2 separate regions of the Homo sapiens genome follow, and region 1 is linked to region 2. A link is a loop called in an ENCODE intact Hi-C map of the cell type or tissue named here. Cell type or tissue: heart right ventricle. All regions are shown on one strand. Links, peaks and the distances in the headings refer to the core of each region. The heading gives the core; the rest is flanking DNA. Region 1 overlaps MYO1D (myosin ID). Region 2 overlaps MYO1D (myosin ID).

The links. Hi-C counts contacts between places; a loop is a spot of excess contacts. Peaks named below come from ENCODE experiments on the same cell type or tissue, not always from the same donor. Only the 100,000 strongest peaks of a DNase experiment are listed, where the experiment ranks them.
Region 1: it touches region 2 in a loop (2.3-fold over the local background); 12 of 110 quality-filtered maps call a loop at or near these places.

Annotation. Positions count from the first base shown.
Region 1 is chr17:32,498,565-32,509,840 of GRCh38, reverse strand. The region is part of intron 21 of MYO1D (myosin ID); the gene reads left to right. It overlaps LOC124903982 (a long non-coding RNA gene), which reads right to left. Exons shown (of 2, transcript XR_007065716.1): 2 at 9,835-11,276. Among named protein-coding and RNA genes, the nearest start is that of CDK5R1, 17 kb to the right of the region's middle. RefSeq lists enhancers at 3,956-4,726, 5,498-6,268. In heart right ventricle, for the core only: no CTCF peak of the experiment used is centred there; a DNase peak (open chromatin) is centred at 6,120.
Region 2 is chr17:32,604,449-32,615,724 of GRCh38, reverse strand. MYO1D (myosin ID) reads left to right here. Exons shown (of 22, transcript NM_015194.3): 21 at 10,484-10,638. Among named protein-coding and RNA genes, the nearest start is that of CDK5R1, 120 kb to the right of the region's middle. In heart right ventricle, for the core only: a CTCF peak has its summit at 6,450 (motif pointing right); a DNase peak (open chromatin) is centred at 6,384.

The DNA.
Region 1 (11,276 bases), core at 1,236-9,235, 110 kb after region 2:
CCGAGGCGGGCAGATCATGAGGTCAGGAGATCGAGACCATCCTGGCCAACATGGTGAAACCCCGTCTCTACTAAAAATACAAAAATTAGCTGGGTGTGGTGGCGCACGCCTATAGTCCCAGCTACTCAGGAGGCTGAGGCAGGGGAATTGCCTGAACCTGGGAGGCGGAGGTTGCAGTGAGCCGGAATCGATCGCACCACTGCACTCCAGCCTGGTGACAGAGCAAGACTCTGTCTCAAAAAAAAAAAGAAAGAAAAAAAGAAATATCTGCCCACATTTCTGAAGCTATTACTGAGAAATCTGCATGGAGCCAGTGCAGTGTCTGCTCGTCTCCATTAAACCTCAGGACATAAAAATGGCAACATGTTTATCGATACAATTCCCGGAGCTTCTCTAACCTTGCATATGTGCTTCCAAAGCCCATCAGTCCAAATGTTTTCCATCCTACCAAATGTTTTTATTTCACTGAAAACTTCATTAGCAGTGGGGAGGCAGCAGCTAATACAGGGATGTTTGGGTTTACAAAGCAAGGTAATGACTCACTTTGCAAGAGGGTTCTTCAGTTCCCAAAAGGCACCCCTTGAACAGTGAGTGTCCCTAGTGCCTCTTCATATGTTTTCATCACACTTGACACATAAACAGCCCCTTACACGGAGCAGGATACCAGGCCGGGACATGTACCCCACCTGACCCTTTGTGTTCAACCCCAGCCCACCGATGGCTCCGCCTCACTTGCCTCACTTCTTAACAACCCTGCTGTGAAGATGGGTGAGGCCAGCCTCATGTCTCCCAGTTGAAGACATGTCTTGTGTTGACATTAGCCCCAGCTGCTTTCTTAATCATGTCATTTTATAAAAATTCATTCTTTCTATAGACATTTATGGAACTCCTATTTTGTATCAGACACTGCACGAGGAGCTGTTGATAGGGACATGAAAGTGCTCAGCTCATCACTCTGCTCAGAAGCACACAGCAAACAGGGACCACGGCTAATGATGTGCTTTTTAGGGGCAGGATGCATAGAGGTTAAGACTTGGACTATGGCCTGGATTGCCTGGGTTCAAATCCTGCCTCTACTCTATCACTTCGGGCAGGCAGGTCCTTAGGCTCTTTGGGCCTTCTCATTTCCTCTTCTGAAAAGGAAATTCACCTCGTGCTGTAGTAAGTCCGTGAATTGATATCTGTAAGGCACTTAGTAAGCACTGTATACTGTTTGACTATTTGTCTTAGTCTGCTCAGGCTGCCATAACAAGATACCATAGACTGGCCAGGGGAGGTGGCTCACACCTGTAATCCTGGTACTTTGGGAGGCCAAGGCAGGTGGACCACTGGAGGTCATGAGTTCAAGAGCAGCCTGGCCAACATACCAAAATTCCGTCTCTAGTAAAAATACAAAAATTAGCTGGGCGTGGTGGTGTGCGCCTGTTAATTCCAGCTACTCGGCAGTCTGAGGCAGGAGAATTGCTTGAACCAGGGAAGCGGAGGTTGCAGTAAGCAGAGATGGCACCACTGTACTCCAGCCTGGGTGACAGAGCAAGACTCTGTCTCAAAAAAAAAAGATACCATAGACTGGGTGGCTTGAACAACAGAAATGTATTTTCTCACAGTTCTGGAGACTAGAAGTCCCAGATAAAAGTCCAGCATGGTGCTGGGTGCAGTGGCTCACACCTGGAATCCCAGCACTTTGGGAGGCCAAGGCGGGCAGATTATGAGGTCAGGAGTTCAAGACCAGCCTGGCCAACATGATGACACCCCGTCTGTACTAAAAATACAAAAATTGCCTGGGCATGGTGGCACATGCCTGTAATCCCAGCTACTCAGGAGGCTGAGGCAGGAGAATCACTTGAACCCAGGAGGCAGAGGATGCAGTGAGCCAAGATCGCGCCATTGCCCTCTAGCCTGGGCGACAGAGCGAGACTCCGTCTCAAAAAAAAAAAAAAAAAAAAAAGTCCAGCATGGTTGGGTTCTGGTGAGGGCTCTCTTCAAGGGTTGCAGACTGCCACCTTCTTTCTGAGTCCTCACGTGGTGGGGAGAGAGAAAGCAAGCACCCTGGTTTCTCTTCTTTCTGTCAGATCAAGGCCCTGCTCCTATGACCTCATTTAACCTTAATGACCTCTGTAAAGCCCAGATCTCACAATACTGTGGTGTTGAAGGCTAGGTCTTCCATATAAGGAATTGGAGGGGACACAATTCAGTCCATAGTACTATTGTTATATTGTTATTTTATTCTCCTTTTATTTGATTTCTAATTTTACTGCACTGTAGACACAGAAGATGGTTTCTATGTGATGCTAATTCACAGGTTGTTATTGAACTTTCTTCTGTGGTCTAGTATGTGTTCTGTGTGTACTTTAGAAGAATGTGTGTTCTCTAATTGTTGAATGTAATGAATACACACACATACACCCAAGTTTTTTGTTTTTGGGGGAGTTTTTTTGAGATAGGGTCTCGCTCTGTCACCCAGATTGGAGTGCAGTGGCACAATCACAGCTCACTGCAGCCTCAACCTCCCAGGCTCAAACAATCTTCCCACCTCAGCCTCCCGAGTAGCTGGAACTATAGGCGTCTGCCACCACACCTGGCTAGTTTTTTTTTTATTTTTTGTAAAGACAGGGTCTCATTCTGCTACCCAAGTGGGTCTTGAACTTCTGGGCTCAAGCAGTCCATATCTGCCTCAGCCTCCCAAATTGCTGGGATTATAGGAATGAGCTACCACACCCAGCCTATTTTTACTTTTACTATGATTGTGGACTTGTTATTTTATCTTTGTAAATCATATGTATGAGAGCATCTTCTTGGTAAACTGTTCCTTAATAAATAAACAAAACAATTATCTAATGAACTTTTTTTTAATTTTCCTGAGACAGGGTCTCACTCTGTTGCTTGGCCTGGAGTGCAATGGCACAATCATAGCCCATTACAGCCTCAAACTCCTGGGATCAAGTGACCCTCCCACCTCACCCTCCCAAAGTGCTGGGATTACAGGCATGAGCCACTGCACCCGGTCTCTAATGAGCTTTTTCTCCAGCAATGCTTTTCCCCAGCTTTCTTTTGATTAGTATTTGATTTATGTATCATATTCCCTACCTAAACTGTCATCATGATTTAAATGGCATCTGTTACAAGTAGCATATAACTGCATTTTTAAATTAAATCTGAGAAATCCCTTTTAGCCAGAGGTTTGCACATCTAGGTTTACTGTGCTCATTTATATATTTAAATGTATTTATTCCATTATTAGTTTGTGCCTTCTTGTTCCCGTGTTTCTTCTTTGCTACTTTTGTTCCCCTTTCCTGCCTTCTATCTGATGGATCAGATTTGTTTTATACCCTCCCTTCTACTGCTCTGAGAGTTGTACATCACAGTCTACTGTATCTGTTTCCCATTATTATAATTTTTTTGCACTGTGCTTGCCTGAAGGGAGCCTCAAGTTCATGAGTCTCCCTACCCTCCTCCCAAATGAGACATGGACCTTTGAATGCTTTCCTGGGACCACCACCCCACCTTTCATGCTGCTGTTATCCAGGATTTTAGTTCAACAGTGTTTTAACCCCCCAAATGAGTCATTTTTATTGTTTCGTATAGTGAATGTGTATTTGGGTTTGCTTATATGGTGACCTGTTTATTTGCTCCTCATTGTACCTCATGCTCTGCTCTTTCCTTCTAGATTCAGTCTCTTTCCTAATGAGGTGTCTCGCAGCAATTCTTTACAAGACAGCCAAGATAGGCCAGCTCTCAGAGCACTTGTTGTCTGAAAAAGTCTTGTCTTATTTAATTTCTTTTTCTTAGAGATGGGGTCTCATTATGTTACCCACACTGGTCTCAAACTTCTGGCTTAAAGCGGTCCTCCCACCTTGGCCTCCCAAAGTGCTAGGATTACAGGCGTGAGCGACCTCGTCCAGCCTGTCTGAGAAAGCGTTTGTTTTGCCCTTGCTCTCAGATGACAGTTTGGGGATAGAATTCTAGGTGGACGGTTTTTTTCCTTCAGCCCTTTGAAGAGTCTGTATTTTCATTATCTCCCTGCATTAGATGTTCTTTTGCAAGTAACGTGTCTTTTCTCTCTGGGTATTCTTAAGGTTTTCTCTTTGCCTTTGGTGAGCTGCAGTGGATTTGCTTTTTTCAAGAGGTCAAGAGAAAGGAAAGTGTGAGGTTTCTGTTTTTTACTGACAATTTGTTTGTTGATTTGTTTTCCCACCCAGAGGTTCCTTGCCACTTTGCCAGGCTGGAAGGCAGACTTCTTCTGGTGTCCTGTTCACAGACGGGGCAGCCTGCGGAAGGCCCTGCCACATGCAGGGCCTCGGTCCTCATTCCCTTGCATGTGGACCCGGGCGTGACTCCTGTTCAGGCTGGCACTTCCCAGAGCTGAGCCCCAGCCTGACCTTCCTCCCATACTGTCTTCACACCCCCTCCTTTCTTCTGATACCTGGAGGTTTTCCTTTCTTTCCTGTCACCTCCACTTGGATTTTAAATCCTCTGTCTGTGGAATTGTATTCGGCACAGGAAGATGCTTGCAAGGGCCAGGCTCATCAGCCCTGTCCCTGCTGCTGGAAGCAGCACAGCAGAGCCTCATGCTCAGGCTGAGATGGAGCAGAGGCCTGCAGACGAGCACCCAGCTCAGCTGGGGTTGGCGCCGATGGTGGAGGGTCCTCGAAAGCTCTGGGGACGATGGCAGAGCTATTGGCAGGGGAGCCGCAGGGTCTTTTGAGCCCTTAAAAGATCTCTCTGATGACTGTGTGGAGGACATCACACAGTCTGCCCCTGTGCTGGGGCAGACCCAAGGCAGAGAAGCCAGTCCGGGCTATGACAGTAACCAGGAAGGAGAGAAAAGGGTCTGGGCTGAGGCCTCGGCAGGGGACACAGACAAAAAGTGCAATCAGTAGAACTCAGAGACTGTCGGCAGTGGAGAAGGAGCGGGAGCGGGGCTGCCTGCCAGCTCTCTGGCCTCAGTGACCGTGCAGACGACACCTCTCACTGCATAGGCTTGATGGGAGGAGGGAAGCACTTTGAGGGAGGGGGCCAAGAGGATGATCTCAGCATTGGCCATGTGAAGACTCAGCTGTCTGCAGAGCATTCCGGGGATTTGTCTAGGAAGTGGCTGAAAAGACATGCATGGACCTCATGCTAAGAGAGGGGACACGGACTGGATCATTGTCATTGAAACCACAGGCATGAGTGATGCCACTGTGAAATAATGTATAAAATGAAAGGGGCCGAAGATGAAGCAGTATTTAAGGAGTGAGAAAGCAAAGCCAAAACAGCTCCCGCAGGAGTCCCACTTATTCTTGCGGTATCAGTCTGTGTGTCGCCTCCTCTGGGAAGCCCACCCACCCCAGCCACCCAGGGTCAGTGACCCTCCTCCATGCAGCAGGTGCTTCCTACAAAGCACTAGCATCCACGAGCTTGGGCCCGGGTCATCCTCACCGCATTTGTCCTTCTCTGGACAGTGCCCCTTCCACCCTGGGCGCTCCATGAGTCACTGCAAAGAGAACGTGGGCAGGGAAGGGAAGAATGGGTGTTGGCAGCATGAGGAGAGTGCCATGGGGGAGGGGCAGCCCAGGCTGGGAGGGTGGTGGCAGTCCTGTTGGGGACACAAGCAGGGTGAGTGTGGATCACGCCCCCGGGCCTGGGAGCCAGGTCAGTTCAGTGCTGTGGAGAGGCAGACAGCAGGCTTGGGTGAGGTCTCAGGGCATGCTGGCTGCCGACAACACCCAGATATGACCCAGTTGGTTCATGACAAGAGAAAGGTTTTACTTTCCAAATACAAATGGTTTTGCCCCATTCCTCACCAGCTGCAGACCCAGAAAGGACTCAGTATGCCAGGAAGCACCACGCCACCACTCCTGGACTTGGCCTGGTTGCTGAAATCATAGCCTCACCTTATAGGTGACTGTGGTAAAAGTGTCCATTCGACCCTGACATAAACAGAAGTGGCATTTCCTAAAGCAAGATTTTGAAAGAGATTCCCTGTGTGGTTTGACATCAGCAGGGGGATTTACTTCTTGAAGGAACTGAAACACAGAGTAAACAGCTGCAGTCATGAGCTCCTGATGCTCCAGTCAGTAGCTGTTGTCCTCAGTGTGAGCCAGAGAGCATGCATTATGTCCTAGTGACATCCAGATGGAGGACGGCCTGTCTCTGTGACTCTAGAGTTTCTCATGAAGCACTTAATGCATTTACTATCACTTTGAAAAGCACCTGTCTCTGCTTGGTGCAAGGCTGTGTTCCTCCTACCACATCCTGTTACCAAACTTGAGAGAACATTGCATTAGCCTCACAATATTCTCAGACACTCCTTGCTGCACCCAGAAAAATGTTCTCACCAAGTGACTGCACTGCACCCCACTTCCACTGCATTTTCCCTTGAAGTGCATTTGTTAGAACCTGGATCACCCCCACTCTCACAGGGAATGCCATTGAGAGGAAAAGTGACTCACTGATTTCTTCAAGTCCTGCCTGGCTTCTGCAGGGGCAGGGCAGGTCGGCGAATGACAGTCTCCTAATCCCAGCTGAGCCAGGGCTGCCTGCAACCTCCCAGGACCCGCTTTCCTGGTTGGCTTTGACCTAAAACCCTGCACTGCCCAGCTGACCAGGGGCCTGGATGGGAGGGGATGTTTTCTGGGCTGATTCACCTTCTGGACAGGAGTGGCCTGTCCCACTTTGTGCAGGGCCTGCGAAGGCACAGGTAGCACAGGGAACATGTTTGTTCATTCCATAGATCAAGTCTTGCATTTACTCACGGGTTTCTCTAAGAGCAGAAGACAAGAGTCTAAATGAAAAATGAAGGAAAGTAATTTGATAAAGGCCATTTGCCTGCAATGATGGCTTGAAACAGATGAAACGAGATGAAAGTCCCCGAATTCCACAGTTTGCTGGCCATTAAATCCTGTAACAGAGGATGGGGAGGGAAAAAAAATATCCCTCCCCAATGCAGCCAGCCTCCCTCGGCAGCTGTCCTTTGGCTTGGCGCACCCTCAGAGGGAGACGCCCTGCCTCCATCTGTACGATGTTTCCTTTTCTTTAAAAAATAAGGAAAGAATTCTGGCTCTAGTTGGATTTCCAGAGTGTGGCGAAGTTCAAACAAGAAAGAAGTCACTGACCCCAAGCGTCTACTCCGTCTCCTGCCCAGGCCTTTCTCTGCTCTGTCTCCAGGATCAGCACAAGAAATCTCTTATTAGTCTTAAAATTATTTTGGCTAAACTTGAGATGAGGAGAGAAAACATGGTTTGAAGGCAAATTCTAATTTTTCATTTAGGTCAATCCACATTTTAAAAAAAAATTATTGTGGTAAAATACACATAACATAAAACATATTATTAGTCACATTTAGTACATTCACAATGTTACAAGACCATCACCTCTACCTAGTTCCGGAATATTTTCATCACCCCAAAAGGAGACCCTATGCCCTCTAAGCAGTCCCTCCACGCCCCCACTCCCCGCAGCCCTTGGCAGCCACTAACTGGTTTCTGCCTCCGTGGCTTTGCCTCTTCTGGCTATTTCATATAAATGTAGTTATACAATATGTAGCCTGTTGTCTGCCACCTTTCACTTAGCATCATGTTTCAAGGTTCAAGGTTCATCTTGTTGTAACATGTGCTAATACTTTATTCCTTTCTGTTGCTCAATAATATTTCATTGAATGGATGTACCACATTTTGTTTATTCATTCATCCACTGATGCACATTTGGGTTTATGTAGGAAAAGTCTCTATCAAACTGTTTCCTCTGCTCTCACACCACCACCACAGTCATCAACACAGAAGAAGACTTCTGTGACCAAAGGTATGGAGGTTTTCGCCACACACCTACCAGTGGTCACCAGCTGGGTGTCCTCCGATTCAATTCCGACATCATCTACCTGGAGATGGTGTCAGATCCCACAGGTTGAGGGCTCAGACCAGCCCCCACACCACCCCTAGACACCAGTTGCAAGTCAGGGTCTCTGGAACTTCTGACCAACCAGCTTCCAGTTGGAGTTCCCAGGACCTCCTCTTTGGGTTCAATTAATTTGCTCACAGAACTCAGGGAAACACTTCCTTACATTTACCAATTTATTAAGAAGGATATTCTAAAGGATGCAGATAAACAGCAGATAAAGAGACAGACAGGGCAAGGTGTGGAAGGGTCCCAAGAAGCAGAGGCTCGTCTGTCCTCGCGGACTGGGATGCCTCCCGGTACGTGCTGGATTCTTCTCCGCCTTCCCGTCAGCCTCCATGTGTCCAGCTCTCCAGAAGCTCCAAACCCATCCTTCTTGAGTTTTTTATGGAGACTCCATTGGCTGTCCATGATTGAAGCATGGACAACTGTGTCGAAATGAGATTGGCCAAAAAGGGACTGATCTAAACCCACCAAGGCCTGTCCATTCAGATCTTTCCTGGCCTCTCTGTGCAGCATTCCTTCCTCCAAGGTGTTGGGCAGGACCCCCTCGGGAATGAGGGTGTTAGGGCTCACAATCAGATTAGAGAACTGACTTGGGCAGGAGAAAGTCAGCGAGAGAGATTTTGTTTCCTGAGGGCTGCTTCTGAGGCTTCTGAGGCCTAAAGCACCCCAACGTTATAACAAAAGACTAACAATGGTTATGGGAGATACGAGCTAGGAACTGTGGATGACACCTCATCATATCATCATCATCATCACCATCATCACATCACAAGGCTGTTGCTACCTTTGGTAAACAGTGCTGCCATGAACATTCATGTATAAGCTTTTGTCTGTTCTCAGTTCTTTTGGGTATATACCCAGGAGTGGAATCGCTGGGTGATATGGCAGTTCAATGTTTAACTTTCTGAGGAGCCGCCAACCTCAATCCACATTTTCTTTTTTTTTTTTTTTGAGATGGAGTCTCACTCTGTCACCCATGCTGGAGTGCAGTGGCACGATCTTGACTCACTACAAGCTCCGCCTCCCAGGTTCACGCCATTCTCCTGCCTCAGCCTCCCGAGTAGCTGGGACTACAGGTGCCCACCACCATGCCCGGCTAATTTTTTTGTGTATTTCTAGTAGAGATGGGGTTTCACCATGTTGGCCAGGATGGTCTCGATCTCCTGACCTCATGATCCACCCACCTCGGCCTCCCAAAGTGCTGGGATTACCGGCGTGAGCCACTGCGCCTGGCCCCTCAATCCACATTTTCTGACTTCGTTATCTGCTGATGGCAGTGTGTAGATGGCGTCAGCTGGGCAGTGCTCAGCCGAACTTCAGAGCAGAAGGCTGGTTCTTCTTGCCCTTGTTGTTCGGTGGTGAGCTCAACACACGTAGTCACTCAACCCCCTCTTCTGCCCAAACGTCACAGCAGCACCACACAAACAGGCTGGGAGTCAGGCAGGCCAGGGCTGCCCAGGTCTGTGCCAAGGAAAAAAGTAGTAACCCAGGCAACTGTCACTTAAGGCGGCAAAACAGAGTATCTCTCTGCTAAGGAGCAGACCTCCTTCCCAGGTCTGGTTCACAGGTATCTGGCCACTTTGTGTTTAGAAGGAACTTCATGGACTGGGTGAGTCTCCATCCCAGGAGGCTCTTGACCAGTTGTGCCCATTGTCTTCCTCATTCATGAGGCTGCAGTGAGTGTGCGAAGTTGATGAAGTGAGCAGATGAAGTTGTGTTACTGGGAGAGAGCCATTTACACAGCAGATGGACTGAGGCCTGCAGCCTTACGCGGCCCCAGCACGTCCAGAACCTGTGGCCCAGCCAGTGTTGCCCATCAGCACCTGGGAGCATCTCCTGTGTGCAGGGCAGCACCACGCATGCAGCTGTGTAAGACGCCTCCCCTCCCCGCCAGGACCTTGCATTCTGAAAGTGGAGACCAGTACATGTGGTGTGAATGCTCCATTAAACTTGTAGGGTTGTTTATTTTTTATTTTTATTTTATTTTTTATTTTTCAAAGATGGGGTCTTGCTCTGTCACTCAGGCTGGAGTGTGGTGGCTCAGTCTCGGCTCACTGCAGCCTCCGCCTCCCAGGCTCCAGCGATTCTTCCACCTCAGTCTCCCAAGTAGCTAGGACTACAGGCCCATGCCACCACACCCAGCTACTTTTTAATTTTTTTTTTTGTAGAGACAGTAATTCACCATGTTGCCCAGGCTGGTCTTGAACCTCTGAGCTCAAGCAATCTGCCGGCTTCCGCCTCCCAAAGTGCTGGGATTACAGGTGTGAGCCACCATACTTGGCTTTTTATTTTTATTTGTTTATTTTTTTTTATTTTTTTATTTTTGGAGACAGAGTCTTGCCCTGTCACCCAGGCTGGAGTGCAGTGGCATGATCTTGGCTCACTGCAACCTCAGCCTCCCAGGTTCAAGCGATTCTCCTGCCTCAGCCTCCCGAGTAGCTGGGATTACAGGCATGCACCACCACACCCAGCTAATTTTTGTATTTTTAGTAGAGACTGGGTTTCACCATGTTGGCCAGGATGGTCTCGATCTCCTGACCTCATGATCCACCTGCCTCTGCCTCCCAAATTGCTGGGATTACAGGCGTGAGCAACTGCACCCGGCCGCCTTTTTAATTTTATTTTTAGAGACAGGGTCTCACTATGTTGCCTAGGCTGGTCTTGAACTGGGCTCAAGTGATCCTCCCACCTCAGCCTCCAGAGTAGCTGGGACTACAGGTGTGCACCACCATGCTTGACACTTGTAGGATGTTTTTTGTTTTATTTTGTTTGAGAGGGAGTCTCGCTCTGTTGCCCAGGCTGGAGTGCAGCGGCACTGCAATCTCCAACTCTCTGGTTCAAGCAATTCTCCTGCCTCAGCCTCCCGAGTAGCTGGAACTACAGGCACCCACCACCACACCCGGCTAATTTTCGTATTTTCAATAGAGACGGGGTTTCACTATGTTGGTCAGGCTGGTCTCAAACTCCTGACCTCATGATCTGCCCGCCTCAGCCTCCCAAAGTGCAGGGATTATAGGTGTGAGCTACGCACCCGGCCTGCTTGTAGGATTTAAACACAGAATCAGAATCCAAGCCCCTCCCCACAGGATGTAAAACATTTAGGAAGAGAATATTCAAAACAGAAACATTCATATGGTTTTGTGAGCTATGCTAAAATGTGTAAAGAACATAATCTGATTCAATAATATAGCTCTCTTGAACCATCTCTTTTGGAGGTTCTTGACACTTAACTGAGAAAGCAGTGGAAATTCCTTCTGCGAAGCGAGAAATTGGCACATGTTTTACACACAGTCCTTCACATCTTTCAAAGTGCCTCACGTGCATCACTCCTTAGACCGTAAATTCCACGAGGGCAGGCGGCTTCCCAGGCTCTCAGGAAGAACCCCTGTCTGGCT
Region 2 (11,276 bases), core at 1,662-9,661:
AAGATACTATGGATGCCTTCGATCTTTCTAAGGTTTTAACAAAGGATTTTACAATCCCACTCTGGGTTTGATCCGTTGCCCTGAAACCATTTCTTAATTTGAGAATCATTTGCCATCTGGAGAAGCTGGGAATAAGAAACAGTTTTATTTTCAAGCCTAGCAATTGCAGGCTTCTTTATGTTTCCTCTAAATTTTACATGAGAGCAGAACCATTCTTTATTAAGGTCCTCTCTCTCCTCTCACATTTTTTTCATAGACAGCAAGAAGAAGCCAGATGGCACTTTCAGTATTCTGTCTAGAAATCTCCTTATCTAGATCATCACATTTGTTACGTACATTTTCTATTTTCTGCCTTCCCATAGGCAACAGTGTTGTCAAATTTTCTCCTTAACAAAGGTCCGCTTTCCTCTGGCTCGAAGTAGTCTTTTCCCTGTTTTCCTCAGGCCCTCACTGACCTCCTCTTGAAGGCCTGCCATGATTCCCCCAACAGTCTCTCAGAACCTTTCCAGCTTCCACCTACTTCCCAAAGCCAGTGCCAACTATCTGGGATTATGTTATAGGAGCACCCTACTCCTGTTCCAAATTTTTATTCCAATTACTATTGCTGTGTAACAATCCACCCCAGACTTAGTGGAATGAAACGACCGCTACTTTATTATGTTCTTGGATTCTGTTGGTAAAGAATTTGAAAGAGGCACTGTGAGGCCAGCATGCCTCTGCTCCACAATGTCTAGGGCCTCCATTAGGAAGATTCGAAGGTGGGGGTTACTTGGTGAGTGAGAGTTGGAATCACTGGAGCCCTCATACACTCACTTGTCTGGCCCCGGCTGGCAGAGCTCAAGCCAGGACTGCTGACCAGAGCACCTGCACACGACCCCTCTGAGAGGTTTGGCTGCCTCACGGCATGGCACCTCAAGACCATCAGCCTGCTTGCATGAGGGCTCTGGGCTCAAGCAAGTTGTTGCTTTCAAGAGATGCTTGCTTATAAAGGGATAAACTCTCAGTTATGCCACAGCTTCCACCATTTCCATGATGAGCCCACACAGCTGAGCTTCCTGAGTTATAGCTAGTTGAGGAGTAAGGAGGGAACAAGATGTGGGGGACTGGGAAGGGAGAAGGAGGGAGATTAGGAGAGACAGATGAACAGAACAGAGAAAGGTGAAAAGAAAGTCACCAGGTGTCCTGCAAAAAGCCAGAGCAAACTGTCTCCCAAGTTTCTGAATGGAAAACAGAATGAACAGAATGTTCTCCATCAAAGAGCAGCCAAATCAATTTGTTAATTGAGATCAAAAGAACATAAGCATTATCTCTGCAGTCTAATCAAAGAACAGAAGTTGAATAGTACATCCAAAAACCCAAGTGTCTGTGTCAAAATACGAGCAAACACCTGCAGAAATTAAGTGACCGCTACAATTTCATGAAAGTTCTTTGTGTGTCAGGCATAGCTTTGGACGGGGTGTGGGGGGCGGGGGCATGGAAGGGCAGGGAGGTGGGGGGAATACCAAGAATGAAGTCCCTTAGAGGTGTATGTAGAGAGCAGTAACCAAAGAAGAGGAGAGATTCTCCAGGACAGAAGATTGTGGAACAGCTGCTACTGGGAGGAAGTTTGGAACAAAGATGCTCCAGAGTTAAAAAAAAAAAAAAAAAAAAAATTAAAACATTATTATAGTGATGAAATAGCAATAAATACATTTGAGTATTTACCATCTTACTGTAAAATGAAGTATTGTTTTATATACCATGGTATACTGTAAAATAAAAACAATACAAATGCAAAACTTCATACTTGGCTGAAAAAAGTGAAAGCCAGCGAGCCTGACCCCAAGGAGATCATTCTGGTTGGACAAGCACACGGATAATACATAAATGTGAACTATTAATAAATAAACTGAGTTATATTGAGGTATTTCTTTTTTTTTTTTTTTTTTTTTTTTTGAGATGGAATCTTGCTCTGTCGCCCAGGCTGGAGTGCTGGAGTGCTGGAGTGCAGTGGCACTATTTCGGCTCACTGCAATCTCTGCCTTCCTGGTTCATGCGATTCTCCTGCCTCAGCCCCCCGAGTAGCTGGGATTACAGGCACGCACCACCACGCACAGCTAATTTTTGTATTTTTAGTAGAGACAGAGTTTCACCATGTTGGCTAGGATGATCTTGATCTCCTGACCTCGTGATCTGCCCACCTCGGCCTCCAAAAGTGCTGGGATTACAGGCGTGAGCCACTGCACCTGGCCTATATTGAGGTATTTCTTACTAGTGAACCACCCTTACCCTTGTGAATATACGCTCATGGTCATGGTGTTTATCTTGTTGCATCCAGTTTGTTAATTATTTTGGATTTTGCATCTGTATTTGTACGTTACATTGATTTCTGGGTGTGTTTGTTTTTGTGTATGAGAGAGAGATTCAGCAGGTTTTGCTAGCAGGATAAATAAAATGAGTCAGTATGATTTTTCTCTTTTTCCATATTGTAGAGCATTTAAGTATGATAGAAATTACCTGGGCCTATAACATAACCTGTGCCTAGTAAGAACTAGAAGAGTATTTTTCTGATAATCTAAAAAAAAACTTTTTGCTAGTTATAAATAGAAATTAATTGTTTTATCTTTCTTTAAGTCAATTTTACTAATTTATATTTTCCTATAAAATCATGCATTTCAGGCCTGGTGCAGTGGCTTACACCTGTAATCCCAGCACTTTGGGAGGCCAAGGTGGGAGGATCACTTGAGCTTAGGAATTCATGACAGCCTGGGCAACATGACAAAACCCTGTCTCTACTGAAAATACAAAAACTAGCCGGGTGTGGTGACGTGCTCCTGTGGTCCCAGCTGCATGGGAGGCTGGGGTGGGAAGATTGCTTGAGCCTGGGAGGTAGAGGCTGCAGTGAGCCGAGATCGTGCCACTGCACTCCAGCCTGGGCAAGACAGCTAGACCACATCTTTAAAAAAAAATATGCATTTCATTAATATGAAATTACAATTACAAAAGTTTTTCTCTTCTAATTTCTTCTTCTTCTTTTTTTTTTTTTTTTGTTTTTTTTTTTTTGAGATGGGTCTCACTCTGTCACCCAGGCTGGAGTGCAGTGGCGTGATCAGCTCACTGTAACCTCAAACTCCTAGGCTCAAGCAATCCTCCTGCCTCAGCCTCCTGAGTAGCTGGGACTACAGGCACGCACCACCACATCCAGCTCCAGCTAATTTTTTTTTTAGCTGGGGTTTTTGCTATGTTGCCCAGGCTGGTCATGAACTCCCGGCCTCAAGTGATCCTCCTGTCTCAGTCTCCCAAAGTGCTGGGATTAGAGGCTTGAGCAACTGCTCTTGGCCTCTTATAATTTTGAAAGTCAACACACCCTTTCTTAAATCCCTTTCTCATTCCTAATGTTAAATATTTGCGGTTTTGCCTGTTTTTTCCTTGGTGAGACTCTGCCAAGGGTTTGGTCTGTTCAAAGAACCAGCTCTTTAATTTATTATGTATGTTGTTCTCATTCATAAACTTCTACTTTTATCTTAATTAATTTTATAAACAGGGTATATTTTTGTTTTTTGCTTAAATCTATAACCCCTCGTCCTCCAATAAAGGAGTTGTATCCTGTTCACATTTCTTACAGCAACTGGCAAAAAAACTTTTCTTAAATTCAATCGTGTTATTTAAATGCTTTCTATTTTTTATGCTCCCACGCTATTTCATTCTTTTTTCTGTTGCTGCATTGGTCAAGTTTTATTTATTCTCTTTTTACTACTGGTTAGAACCTTACACATCCTTTTTCATCTTAATGATTACTGTTAAATATTTGAGCTGATCTTTCCTAATTGATATCAAGAATAAAATGGATTTACTTATCTCCTCCTGTGAATTGTGACAAAATTAATAGAGTTTTCTTTTTGTTTTTGAGACGGAGTCTCGCTTCAGTGCCCAGGCTGGAGGGCAGTGGCATGATCTCGGCTCACTGCAACCTCTGCCTCCCAGATACAAGTGATTCTCCTGCCCCAGCCTCCTGATTAGCTGGGACTATAGGCACCCTCCACCACAACCAGCTAATTTTTGTATTTTTAGTAGAGACGGGGTTTCACCGTGTTGGCCAGGCCAGTCTCAAACTCCTGACCTCAAGTGATCCTCCCGTCTTGGCCTCCCAAAGTGTCGAGGTTACTGGTGTAAGCCACCACACTTGGCCAAGTTTTCTGTTTTAAAAAAGGATATAAACCTGAATTTTATTTTCCTGTGTAGATAACTTATTTTTGTATGCCTAGGTACTTGAAGATTTTTTCCTTTATTCTACAGGTCTAAAACTTCTCTGGGCTACACATCCAGAAGATCCTCTAAGTTTGGCTGGTACCTGTGATTCCTTTCTGTCTAAAGACTGGGATGTTTTCTTCTATTATTCTTTAATTTTCTAAAGTATCTATTCAGTTACTGCTTCCATTGTGTATGTAATTTATCATATTTGTCTTTTCGAATTATTTCTCTTTCTAATATCGGTCTGTTTTGCGCTGATTTCGTAAATGAGAATATGGATTAGAGATTTTCTTGTATAGTGAGCTCTGCTCTCTAGCGCTCATTCCATTGCAGAGGAGGAGAGGACATCTGCTCTGATTTCTCAGGCCGGCCTCCTCTTCCAGAACTGCTCAGCTCTTTACCTATCTAGTTGTGTTCACTGTTTGGTCCTTCTTAGTAAGGAGAGGCTGGGAGAATTGAAATGGGTTGCAATCAGAGACTCTTTTTGCCCTGTTCAAATCTTCAAGGCCAAAGAAGGGGAAGGCTTAGATTTATCATAGCATAGAAATCTCATAGATTAGGAGAAATAAGGAAGCAACAGGGGCAGGGGGAGCCTTGATAAGGAGTTTCCCTTTTGTTCGGAGAAACGCATCTATGTGTTATGGCTGCCCAAATGCAATGAGGTAGTGACCCCTTCCCCAGCTGAGGTGTTTCACAAAATACCTTCCATTTGCATGGTGTTGTAAGGTTTTAAAATTATATTTTCAGTGATAAAGTTTTGCTGACTTATTTTCACTTAGAGTGTAAGACCCTCGAAGACAGAGGGTTTTTTTGCTTATTTACTTTTTGTACTCCAGAGTTGCTACTATTTGATCCTTACCACAACCCTGCAAGGTAGACAAGGCACCTGATGTTATCCTTATTTTGCAGAAAAGGAGACAGATGCCCCAATAAATTAAATGAGTCACTCAAGATCACATGGCTGAATTGGGATTAACACCCAGGTCATCCTTAGTACACTAATCCCCACTTACCATCCTTTCTTCCAGAACTAAAGGGGACGTTCTGGGTGCTGTTTGTCCTGCTTTGGCAACAATAGGGACTTAATCTTTCATTATTTGTGTAGCAGAGCAACTTAAGTACTGTTTTCCCTCATTTCTTCTGAGACTGACACACCACTAGGCCTGGGCGTACACATGAAGAATTCCCATCCACAGCAGATAAAGCCACCTAGACAGCAAGGGAGAGAGAAGGGGAGGGAGAGAAGCCCACCCGCTGAGAGGGGGTTGTGGCCGAGAGCAGAGTCATTGGCTCCTGTCCTCTGGTCCAGGTAGCACCTAGGAAGGGATCCTCTATCCCTGTGGTTTCAGCGTTCTTTGCCGAATCTGTCTCTTTTCCCTGAACCCCTGCAGCTAATGCTCCTGGGATATGCTGGCAGAGTTACTGCTGTTACCATTCTCATTTCTTTAGGCTTTAATCAAGCTCTCCTGTGAAGTGCTACATCAATTCAATTTTGAATTTCACATATAAAATAATGAAATGAGAGTGAAGCGTGATAGACATAAAATGTTTTTTTAAAATGAAAATGATATTTTTAATTTAATCATATAAAAATCATCTGGATCCAGTACATGTAAGTGGCAGAGAGTTTGCTATATTCTCTTACCAATGGCCTCAGAAAGCCCACGATCCACATTGGTTGGTGAATGATTTCCAATTTCTTTAATATTTTCCCTTCTCTCCATTAAGCCCTGACCCTGGCATTCTTTAAAATCAACCCAAGAACTCACCTCCTATGAAAATGTATTCATGGGAATACTTATTTATAGAATATATAAATATTCTATGTTCATTTATACATGATACTTGAAAAACCTGGTGTGATGGAAAGAACATGAGTCCCCATCAGTCTGCAGGTCTGAGTTCTAGTTCCCGGGCCTGCAGACGGGCTGAACTCCTTCAGTCTCAATTTCTATCTGTAAAACATAGGCATGGAACTAAGTGACACTGCAAATCTGTAAATTGTTAAGGTGTTTTTCTTCAGTTATTTAATACTTACCTCTTCCTCTGATCCAACTGGATTGTGAATCCCCCAAGAACAGGGATCACATTCTCAGCATCTTCTGCACGTCTGTCCCTACCACAGGCCGTGTGGCACTGCGCCATCCCCCAGTGGTTGCCTTGTTCATGCTGCCTGCCCGCCTGGCTGATAGCACCTGTGGTAGCCAGGAGGTGGCACTTCGGTATTTTATGCAATAGAAGAACAGACCACAGAATGAGGAAATCACTCTGACTTCTGCTTTATTGACCAAAGTAGAATATCTAGAGATCAAAACAGCCAGGGTGTGCAATTTTTTAAATTTATAGGCAATGAATATAATTTACGTGCATGGGTGGTGGTGTACAGGTCTCTTGAGTCTTAGTATGGGCGTAAATTTGTGTAACCACTGCCACAGTCAGGATACAGAGTAGTTCCATACCCCAAAAACTCCCTTGTATCGGACTCCTCATAACCCCAAACCCTGGCAGCTACTGATCTGTTGTCCATCCTTATCCTTTTATCTTCTAGAGAATATCATATAAATGGCGTCACACAGGCTGTAACCTTTTGAGACTGGCTGCTTTCATTCAACCATAATGCCTGTGAGATTTATCTATGTTGTTGCATGTCAGTAATCTGTATCATTAGTTTGTTCATTGCTGAGTAGCGTTCCATTATTTAAATGTACCACAGTTTGTTTATCCGTGCACATGCTGCTGGATATTTGGGTCGTTTCCAGCTTTTGTCAATTATTAGTAGAGCTGCTGTAAACATTCATGTATAAATTTTCATGTGAAGCTAAGTTTTTATTTCTCTAGGATATGTGCCTAGGAGTGAGATTGCTGGCTCATGTGGTAATTTTCCATTTAATTTTTTGAGTTAACAACCACTGTTTCCACAGTGGCTGTAACATTTTACATTTTGTATTTTCACCAATGATGCATGTGAGTCCCACTTGTTCTGTGTCCTCACCAGCATTTAGTATTATCACTCTTTTGTTGTTGTAGGCTGTTTTGTTATTTTAGCCATTCTGATGGGTTTGCAGTGGTTCCCATTGCAGTTTTAGTTTGCATTTCCCTAATGGCTGCTGATGTTGAGCACCCTTTCATGTGCTTATTCACCCCTATGCCTTCTTTGGTGAAGTGATTTCAAATCTTTTATCCATCATTTTTAATTGAGTTGTTTACTATCAAGTTTTAAGAGCTCTTTATAGATTCTAAATACAAGTCCTTTATCAGATACATTTTTGCAAATATTTTCTACCAGTCTGTGGCTAGTCTTTTCACTCTCCCACCAGTGTCTTCCTTAGAGCAAAAGTTTTAAATTTGATCAAGTTCAATTTATCAATTTTTTTGCTTTATGGATTGTGCTTTTGGTATCATTTCTAAGAAATATTTGCCAGCCCAAGGTCACAAAGATTTTCTTCTATGTTTTCTCCTAAAAGTTTTCTAGTTTTACATTTTGCATTTCGATCTTATAGTGCACTCTGAATTGTTTACGAGATGTGAGATTTAGGTAGACTTTTATTTCCGTTTGCATGGGGGTGTCCAAATGTTCCAAGTTATCCAGATGCCCACATTATCCTTTCTTCATTGAGCTGTCTTTGCACCCTGGTGAAAAAATTATTGGCCATATTCACGTGAGTCTGTTTCTGATCTATGTTTTTTTTTTCCTTTCTAAATTATTGTCTTGATTAACCTAGCTTTATACTAAGCATTAAAATCAGCCTCTATGAGCCCTCCAACTTTATTCTTCATTTACAAAACTGTTATGGCTATTCTAGTTCTTTTGCTTTTCCATACATATTTCAGAATCTGCTTGTTGATACCTACAAAAAATCTTGCTGGGATTTTGGTTGGGATTTCATTAAATCTATAGATTAATATGGGAAAAATTGGTATCTTAAGAATTTGGGTTTTCTAGTCCATGAGGATATTATTTTCCTTCATTTATTTAGGTTTTCTTTTATTCCTTTCATCAGCCTTTTAATTTAACTTGTTCAACATTTTGTAGTTTTCAACATGTAGGTCCTACAGATAGATGTTTTGTTAGATTTATATCTAAGTATTTTTGTTTTTGGAGTTGTTATAGATGGTTTTGTTTTTCAATTTTTGTTTCAAATTTTTCATTGCTAATATAGAAATATTTTTGTATGTCAGCCTTGTATCCTTTGACCTTACTAGATGCGCTTATTAGTTCTGGGAGCTATTTTGTGGATCCTTGGCATTTTCTATGTAGGCAATCATGTAATCTGAAAACAGAGACATGTGTTTCTTCCTTTTCAATCTGTATGCTTTTTAATTTTTTTTTTCTTTGAGATGGAGTCTCGCTCTGTTGCCCAGGCTGAAGTGCAGTGACGCGATCTCAACTCACTGCAACCTCCGCCTCCCGGGTTCACACGATTCTCCTGCCTCAGCCTCCTGAGTAGCTGGGATTACAGGCGCCTGCCACCACACCTGGCTAATTTTTGTATTTTTAGTAGATACAGGGTTTCACCATATTGGTCAGGCTGGTCTCGAACCCCTGACCTCAAGTGATCCACCCACCTCAGCCTCCCAAAGTGCTGGGATTACAGGCGTGAGCCACCACACCCAGCCGCTTTTTAATTTATTTAACCTGCCTTACTGCACTGGCTAGGGCTTCCAGTATAATGTTGCATAGCTGCAGTGACAGTGGAAATCCTTGCATTGCTCCCGATCTTAAGGGAAAACATTCAGTCCTTCTTCACCAAGTATGATGTTAGCTGTGGCATGTTGTATATGTCATTTTATCAGGTTAAGTTCCCTTATAATCCTGGTTTGCTGAGAAATTTTTATCATGGATAGATGTTGAATTTTGTCAAGTACTTTTTCTGTGTCACTTGATACAATCTGTGGATTTTCTTTGTTATCCTGTCATTTTATTCTGTCATTACCTTGATTAATTTTTGAATACCTAACTAGCCTTGCATTTCTTAGATAAACTCCACTTGGTCATGTTGTATTATCATTTTTATGTATTGTTGGATTTAATTTGCTAATATTTTCTTGACATCCATTTTTACATCCGTGTTGATGAAGGATATCAGTTTGTAGTTTTCTTGTACTGTTGTGTTTATTTTTGATATCAGAATAATGCCAGCTTCAAAGTGAGTTAGGAAGTGTTCCCTTCTCTCCTATTTTCTAGAAGAAATATGGTGAATTGGTGTTATTTCTTCTTTAAATGTTTGGTGGAATTCACTATTGAAATCATCTGGGACTAGAATTTTCTTTTTCAAAATGTTTTTAAATATAAATCTAATTTCTTCAACAGATACAGAATTATTCAAGTTATTTCTTCTTGGAGAGTTTTAGTATTTTGTGACTCTTAAATAATTATTTGTTGTTGTTGTTGAGATGGAGTCTCACTCTGTCACCAGGCTGGAGTGGAGTACAGTGGCATGATCTCAGCTCACGGCAACCTCTGCCTCCTGGGTTCAAACAGTTCTCCTGCCTCAGCCCCCCAAGTAGCTGGGACTACAGGCGCACGCCTCCATGCCCGGCTAATGTTTTTTTGTGTGTTTTTTTTTTTGTATTTCAGTAGAGATGGGGTTTCACCATGTTGCCAAGGCTGGTCTCGAACTCCTGAGCTCAGGCAATCCGCCCGCCTTGGCCTCCCAAAGTGCTAGGATTACAGGTGTGAGCCACTGCACCCTGCCAGAATTATTTGGTTTTAACTAAGTTGTTGAATAAGTTTTTGTATAGAATTGGTCCAAATATTTTAATATTATCCTTTTAATGTCTGTGTGGTCTATAGAGATGGCCCCTCTTCCATTCCTGATATTGGCAATAAGTTCTTCCTTCTTTTTTTGTTTTGGGCTAGAGGTTTATCAATTTTATTGATCTTCTGAAAGAACCATCCCTGTTTCATTAATTTTTCTGTATTGTTTTTCTATTTCAAATTTTGTTCATTTCTGCTCTTTATTATTTCCTTCCATCTGCTTGTTCCGTGAAACTGATAGAAGATTAAAGTCAGGGGGTCACTGAGCAAAACCCTTAGAAAATGTATGACGTGTTTTGTTGTTTTTAGGGATGGTGTCTCGTTATGTTGTCCAGGCTGGATTCAAACTCCAGGGCTCAAATGATCATCCTGTATCAGCCTCCCAAGTAGCTGGGACTACAGGCACATGCCACCATGCCCAGCTCCAAAATGTATTTTTTAATTCATTCTTTTGAGAATGATCCAAATAGTTTTCCATGCATTTTCTCTTTGCAGTTGACTGGTCTGAGTGTCTCCAATGGAAAGGACCAACTTGTAGTGTTCCATACGAAAGACAACAAAGACCTCATTGTCTGCCTCTTCAGCAAACAGCCAACCCATGAGAGTCGAATTGGAGAACTTGTTGGAGTGCTGGTGAATCATTTCAAGAGGTAAAGTTTGATTTTTGTAACTAAGACACGTTTTAAATCTATGAAATCTTTAATCGTAATTATCACTGAGCTTGTTTTGTGCCAATTTTAATGTATTGAGCTATTTTTCTCCATAAGGACAACTTAAATCATCTGTTTCGCAGAAGGTAAAATTAGCATCCCAGCTTACTTTCAAGGTTAGGAATGATCCTCTACTTTTCCAGCCTCCAGCTGAACCAACAATGAGAGATTTCCCTAAATGGTGATTTTTATTCCACTGTCGATCCAAATGCAATTAAATCCAAAAGATAGACAAATTACTTTATATTCTTCTCGTCATAGCTTCTCATTTACCCCAAGTATAATCAGTTTGTGTGTCCACTATGACCATAAGCAAATTAGAAGGCAGATTTGGGATGGTTTGCAAGTCCATGAAGACTACAAGAATTCCTGAGAGAGGCAGTGACCACTGCAGAAACATGGAGTCATGATGGAACATGGCATAATCTGAGAACTTCATAGTAAGCCCTGATGATACCTGGGGCAGGGGGGTGAACAATGATATAATAAATATAAACAGAGAGCAGGTCCTGAGAGTGATGGGGACCAGTGAATGGATAATTTTAAGCAGGGGAGTGATTTTGTCTGGTTATTTATTG